2 separate regions of the Homo sapiens genome follow, and region 1 is linked to region 2. Evidence: chromatin contacts called from ENCODE Hi-C or POLR2A ChIA-PET data. All regions are on one chromosome and are shown on one strand. Each heading gives the region's core, a stretch centred on a gene start or an enhancer-like site at or near the end of the contact. The rest is flanking DNA. Distances are from core to core; before and after follow the strand shown.

The links. A loop is a pair of places that touch in the nucleus more often than their neighbours do. ChIA-PET counts read pairs that join two places held with the same protein, here RNA polymerase II (POLR2A). Pooled maps may share reads with other maps.
Region 1: a loop to region 2 is called in a map with no recorded cell type, with 6 times the contacts of the local background. The contact joins the promoter of LIPE here to the promoter of ERICH4 in region 2. A Hi-C loop is called at or near these places in 1 of 37 single-sample maps with no recorded cell type and 2 of 50 pooled maps. POLR2A ChIA-PET finds 5 or more read pairs at or near these places in 1 of 52 experiments (H1).

What each region holds. Positions count from the first base shown.
Region 1 is chr19:42,426,109-42,429,645 of GRCh38, forward strand. It overlaps LIPE (lipase E, hormone sensitive type), which reads right to left and starts at 1,280. Exons shown (of 10, transcript NM_005357.4): 1 at 159-1,280. The coding sequence starts at 1,041. It overlaps CXCL17 (C-X-C motif chemokine ligand 17), which reads right to left. Exons shown (of 4, transcript NM_198477.3): 4 at 2,170-2,873. The coding sequence ends at 2,776. All of the region lies in intron 1 of LIPE-AS1 (LIPE antisense RNA 1), which reads left to right.
Region 2 is chr19:41,441,889-41,445,254 of GRCh38, forward strand. It overlaps ERICH4 (glutamate rich 4), which reads left to right and starts at 1,268. Exons shown (of 2, transcript NM_001130514.3): 1 at 1,268-1,455; 2 at 2,118-2,877. The coding sequence starts at 1,282. The coding sequence ends at 2,336.

The DNA.
Region 1 (3,537 bases), core at 30-2,529, 980 kb after region 2:
TTTTTTTTTTTTTTTTTAATAATGGGGATGTTGATCTTTATCTCAGGATTGTTGAAGGATGACCAGAGCTAACCTGATACACCGTAAGTTTTTAGTATTTTTTAAGTAAATGAATGACTGTCCCTGAGAGGCTTCAATTCCTCCAGATTCACACTCACCTGTATCCTGGTAGTGTCTGTGATTCCGAGCACTGGTTTTCTCATGTGGCGACGTCCCACTGTATCCTGACATCACTTTATAACCAGATTTTCCTTTGAAGCCTAGCTTCACTCCCTGGGCCACCATTCCACCCATCGTGGCTGGAGAATCTGTGTCTGAAGATGATCCCACATCTGATTCTGACTCAGAATCTGTGACCCACTCAGAAAGTGCCTTCCACTCTAGGGCTGATCGCTGTATGGATAGTTCCTGAAGTTTTGTTAGAAATCCCAGCTCTGTCAAAGATCCCTGCTTGGATTTGGCTCCCTGGACTGGCGTTGTTTGCTTGTCTGACTGTTCAGGTGTCTCTTGGGACGTAGATTCAGTCGGGGCAGATGGCTCCCTTTTGGCTCCAGGTTTAGCCTGGGCCGCAGGTGTTGATTCAGCTTCTTGTTGAGCTGGAGGTGGCTCTCCTGGCCCAGGCCCTGGCTGGGCTACATGTCTTTGTCTCAATGCTGGCTCCTGTTGAGTTATAGATTCTTTTCCTAGCCCAGGTCCCTGCTGGGAGGCAGCTTCCTGTTGAGTGAGCAGCACCCTTTGGATGTAAGGTGATTGCTGTGGTGCGGGCTTCTGTGGGGCAAGAAATTCCTCTTGTGAAGCAGATTTTTGTTGGGCTCTAGGTTCCTTCTGGGATTCAGCATCATGTTGTGCAGGGGTCTCCTGCTGGGTGAGGGGTCTTTGGTTTGAAGCAGGCTTCTGTTGGGTATTGGATCCCTGCAGAGTCTTCGATTCTGGCTGGGCTATGGGTGTCTTTTCTGGCCCAGGCTCTAGCGGGGTTATAGGCCTCTGGTGTGGTTCAGGTTGCCAGTCTGACCTAGACACTGACTTAGAACCTGGCTCCATTGTTATTTCCCTCACGGGAGATATTGATCTTCCAGGTTCTATCCTTCTGGGCTCCCACCCAGCCCTCTCTCTTCACAGATCTCTCATTGATTCCTCATGATGGCACTTCCTCTTGGGTTTCACTCCATCCTAGCATCACTGGTCTTCCTTTTTAAGGCAGCTGGCAGTTGGCCGATCACAGCTGGCCCCCACTAAGTAATGAACTCTGTGCCTCTTTCTTTGGTGGGAGGATTAGGAATAGGAGGAGGCTATGTGCCTAGCACTCTCTTACAAGAAGGGAGGGGCTTGCTCTCTTGTGTCATAAATAGGGCCCCACCCCACCCACCACTCCGTTAAAATGTTTCTTCTCATAAGGCAAGCATCCCAATTTAGGCCTCCGTGTCATCTGGGATGACAGAAGCCAGATGCTGGATGAGTGTTCCTTTTTTCTCTTTCCTTCTAATGTCTGAGGAAAGCGTCATTCAGGGGGCAGTCTCTGTAGTTGTTGTAATAATTATTTCCCTCTTTGTTCATTCCTACAAATGGTTGCCAGATTATTTATTTATTTACTTATTGAGACAAGTCTTTCTCTGTTGCCCAGGCTGGAGTGCAGTGGTACCATTTTGGCTCACTGAAGCCTCCACCTCCTGGGTTCAAGCGACTCTCCTGCCTCAGCCTCCCAAGTAGCTGGGACTACAGGCGTGCACTGCCACGCCCGGCTAATTTTTATATTTTTAGTAGAGATGGGGTTTTGCCATGTTGGCCAGGCTGGTCTCAAACTCCTGACCTTAAGTGATCCACCCCCACCCCCCGCCCCCGGGCCTCCCAAAGTGCTGGGTTTACAGGTGTGAGCCACCACGCCCAGCCAGGTTGCTAGTTTAATTTCCTTATATTGTCATTCTGATCATTTAACTCTCATGTTAAAAACTAATGTCATGCCTTCCCACTTTTATAGCTTGAGGCCCTTCTGAATGGCATTTGAGATACTCCATGCCATCTCTCTAGCCCTGAACTATGATCCTGTACTAGATTGGAAACTCACAGAAGACAGTGACCACTGATGACAATGACTGATAATGATGGTGGTAATGGTGATGATAGTAGTCATAAATACCAAAGGCTGCCTAAGTGCTAAGAAACTGTGCCAAGTTTTTTTTTTAAACCTATATTATCTTTAATAAGACCGTGTCTGGTTCATTGGTATGCTTTTTTTTTTTTGTCCCACCTCGCTCTTACCTCAGAAAGATTTGTCGAATGAGTGAAAGATGAACAAGTAGGCCAATGGAGACAGAGTGAGGGTCTTGGTGGGGATAAGTATGTGTAGAATCTGGATTCAGTCTGCAGTGAATAGGGTAAAATGGGTCATCTGGTTGTGAATTGGCAGACCCCATTTGAAGGAAACAATTTTGATCTGTGACATTTAAAAATATTTATTGACTTCTGTTTGCTACTTTCCTGATTGCATTTAAGGTTAAATGACACTAGCTAGGAAGCTACAGTTTCCTGGAATCTTTCAGGTAATTAAGCCTAAGCCTGGGTAAGGGGAGGGCACAGGCTAAGACTGACGAGAGAAGAAGACACTAGAGAGAGCAACAAACAAAATGATCTTGAAAAACATGCTTTTTGAGAGCACTGGAATGATTTAGGGGTGGGTACAGTGGGAGAGTGAGGTGGGAGAAGAAGAGTGTCTGGTAGGTGTGCTCACTGTCTTCTTGGCTGAGAATGTTTAATTGGAAGAGTGGGCGCTCAGAGCTCCTACAAAGGCAGAGCAAAGCTTCTTAGCTGACATTGTTTGAGAAATTGCTGGCAGGCTCTGGAATGCTTGTTTGGCTTTCTGTGGTGCCTTTGGTGTCCTAGGGTGCAAATAAAGGGGAGAGGCTAGTGTTAAAACCATTTTTAACATTTCTTTTTTTTTTGGAGACGGAGTCTTGCTCTATTGCCCAGGCTGGAGTGCAGTGGCAGGATCTCAACTCACTGCAACCTCTGCCTCCCGGGTTCAAGTGATTCTCCTGCCTCAGCCTCCCAAGTAGCTGGGATTACAGGTGCCTGCCACCATGGCTGGCTAATTTTTGTATTTTAGTAGAGACAGGGTTTCACCATTTTGGCCAGGCTGGTCTGGAACTCCTGACGTCATGTGATCCACCCACCTCGGCCTCCCAAAGTGCTAGGATTACAGGCATGAGCCACCATGCCTGGCCTTCACATTTAATTTTTTTTTGAGATGGAGTCTCGTTCAGTTGCCCAGGCTGGAGTGCAGTGGTGCAATCTTGGCTCACTGCAACCACTGTCTCCCAGATTCAAGCGATTCTCCTGTCTCAGCCTCTCGAGTAGCTGGGATTACAGGCACCCACCATCATGCCTGGCTAATTTTTGTATTTTAGTAGAGATGGGGTTTCACCATGTTGGCCAGGCTGGTCTTGAACTCCTGACCTCAGGTGATCCACCCGCTTTTGCCTCCCAAAATGCTAGGATTACAGGTGTGAGCCACTGTGCCCAGCCAACATTTAATTTTTATGA
Region 2 (3,366 bases), core at 18-2,517:
TATGTTACTTTCTATGGTAAAAGGGACTTGGGGCTGGGCGCGTTGGCTCACGCCTGTAATCCCAGCACTTTGGGAGGCCGAGGTGGGCAGATCACCTGAGGTCAGGGGTTTGAGACCAGCCTGGCTAACATGGTGAAACCCCGTCTCCACTAAACATACAAAAATTCGCCAGGTGTGGTGGCGTGCACCTGTAACCCCAGCTGTTCAGGAGGCTGAGGCAGGGGAATCGCTTGAACCCGGGAGGCGGAGGTTGCAGTGAGCCAAGATTGCACCACTGCAGTCCAGCCTGGATGACAGAGCGAGACTCTGTCTCAAAAAACAAAATACATATATATATATATTGTTCATTTGTTTATTTTAAGATGGAGTCTTGCTCTGTCGCCAGGCTGGAATGCAGTGGCGTGATCTTGGCTTACTGCAACCTCCACCTCCTGGGTTCACACCATTCTCCTGCCTCAGCCTCCCGAGTAGCTGGGACTACAGGCACGCGGCAGCATGCCCGGCTAATTTTTTGTGTTTTACTAGAGACGGGGTTTCACCATGTGGCCAGGATGGTCTTGATCTCCTGACCTCGTGATCTACCATTATATATATGTATATATATGCACCTTGGGTCTGAAGGAAGGGTCCAAGGCCGAGAGAGGCCTGCAGTGCTTCCCAGACTTTTCCACAGCAGAAGCCCTCACCCTCAACAGGGATAATATACCCATAGGCAAGTCCAGGGTCAGCAGAATTGGCTGCTTGGCCCTAGGCCAGCAGCCTGGACACAGGCACTCCAGCTAAGGGATTGCTGTCTTGGTGCCCCTGGGAGCCATTCCTGCCCCCAAAGGCACACTGGTGGGAAAGCCCTAGGATGACCCGTGCCAAGAGGACAAGCAAGGACCAAGCTATGGGCAAGCCAGAGGTCAAATGGAGGCTGAGGAGAGGCTGGAGAAGTGGTGGTGGGGGGCAGGTGGAAGGACAGAGGGTGCCAGGCATCTACAGACACTGAGCGCCCCTGAGGGGTCAGGCCTGAGACAGGCAGGGAAGGGTGGAGTTAGACCTCTGCAAGAGGCTATGTTTGAACCCTGTGAGCAGAGTTGAGGTTAGACTTCAGAAGGAAAAAGAAAAGCACAAGGCCAGCTGATTCTCTCTGAAGAGTGGACTTTGGGATACCTTTCCCAGGAACCCCCATCCCACTCCCTCTGCCCTTTACTCTCCACCACGCACACAGCTCCCCAGGGGACCAGGCCACCCTGGACCTTGCTACTTCCTGCTCCTTGCAGCCATAGCTCAGAGACGATGGAACTGTGGAGGCAGCTGAATCAGGCTGGACTGGTGCCTCCGGGGCTGGGCCCACCCCCCCAGGCCCTGAGGGAGGTCTCCCCAGTGGAAATCCCTGGTCAGACCCTCAGGACTGCAGGGGCAGACACTGGAGGTGCCTGCGATAGTCTGCTGTGGATCAGGGAGGAGCTGGTGAGTGAGGGGTTTGGAAGGGAAAGAGAAAGAGAGGAAATGAGAATGAATGGAAATGAACAAAAATAGAGAAGGCCAGAGATCGAAAAACAGAATCTGAGAGATAGAAGCAGAGACATGAGAGGCATGTACAGACACCGAGAGACAGACATAGAGTGAGGGACGGGAACAGAGGTGGGGACAGGGAGATCCCAAAAGAGAGGGACAGAGGTGGGAAGCAGAGACGGAGAGCAGGAACAGAGATGGAGAGACAGACTGAATTTGAGAAAGTTGGGGAGGGCAGAGAGAGGGCAAGCGAGAGAAAGAGAGCCAAAGGCAGGGGCAGAGAAATGGCAACACATAAAGACAGAGAGACAGGGGCATGGAAAGACAAAAAATAAATGGGGACAGAGACAAAGGGAAACAGGGACAGATATAGATAAGAGAGGGAGGAGACAGAGAGAGAGAAGTCAGGGACAATGAAATGGAGAGACAAAGAGAAGAGTTAGAGATCAAGAGACACTCTGAGAAGCAGGAAGGCAGTTAGGGTCCATGGGCACAGTGAGGACCCTGCCCAGGCGCTGTGGCCAGGACATGAGTTGGGACCTGCTCTCACCCAGGTCCTGGAGAGACCCCTTGCTCTCTGGGGTGGCATCCCTGTGACGTCCCCTTCCTACTGGCAGGGGAACCTGCGCCGAGTGGATGTCCAGCTGCTGGGACAGCTGTGCAGCCTGGGGCTGGAGATGGGGGCGCTGCGGGAGGAACTGGTCACCATATTGGAGGAGGAGGAGGAGAGCAGCAAGGAAGAGGAGGAGGATCAAGAGCCCCAGAGGAAGCAGGAGGAGGAACACCTGGAGGCCTGCCCAGCCCCACATCCACCTGACTTTGAGATGATGATCTGAGGCTCTGCCAGTGGATTTAGATTGACATACAAATGAGATGCAAATGTATGTAAAGGAGAAGGGAGATTTGCAGGTCAAAGCAGATGTGGAATCAAGTATACCCCTTTAGTAAGTGCTTTCTCTGAAGGTGCCTGCAATGATATTTAGGCATTGGCCTGTGAGCTATGGGTGTGTTTGCAGATGACATGAGGATGTGTTTGGAGGTGATGTGGGAGGTTGTAGAGAAGTTGCAGGTGCTTTCGCAGATGAGCCTCAGGTGTGCTGCTGAGATGGGGATCTCTGCAAATATGCTGGTGATGCATACAGATGCGATTTCAGATCAACGCTGTCCAGTATGGTAGCCACCGGACACACATGGTTATTTAGTGCTTGAAACATGGGGACTGCAAATTGAGATGTGCTGTGAGTGTAAAATACACACCAAATATTAAAGGCTTAGTATGATGAAAAGAACATAAGACATCTCAATAATTTTTAGATTACTTATTGAAATAATAATATTTTGAGCATATCAGTATTAGTAAAAATATTACTAAAATTATTTTCACCTGTTTCTAAATTTTGTTTGTGTGTATTGTTCCCCTCCCTGTGTCCATATGTTCTCATTCTTTTTTTTTTTTTTTTGAGACGGAGTCTCACTCTGTTGCCCAGGCTGGAGTGCAGTGGCGTGATCTCGGCTCATTGCAACCTCCATCTCCTGGGTTCAAGCCATTCTCCTGCCTCAGCCTCCTGAGTAGCTGGGATTACAGGCTCACGCCACCACACGGAACTAATTTTTGTATTTTTAGTAGAGACGGGGTTTCACCATATTGGTCAGGCTGGTCTCGAACTTCTGACCTCGTGATCCACTCGCCTCAGCTTCCCAAAGTGCTGGGATTACAGGCATGAGCCACCTCGCCCAGCCTCATTGTTGTGTTACAAAGCACTTTCTGTTGGAAGTGAGAGTCTTTTCAGAGAAGTGAAATGTTGACAGAGGAGGTGCTGATTCCTTTCCACGGGAGTTTTCTCCTTAAAAATAAGCCGCTTCCAC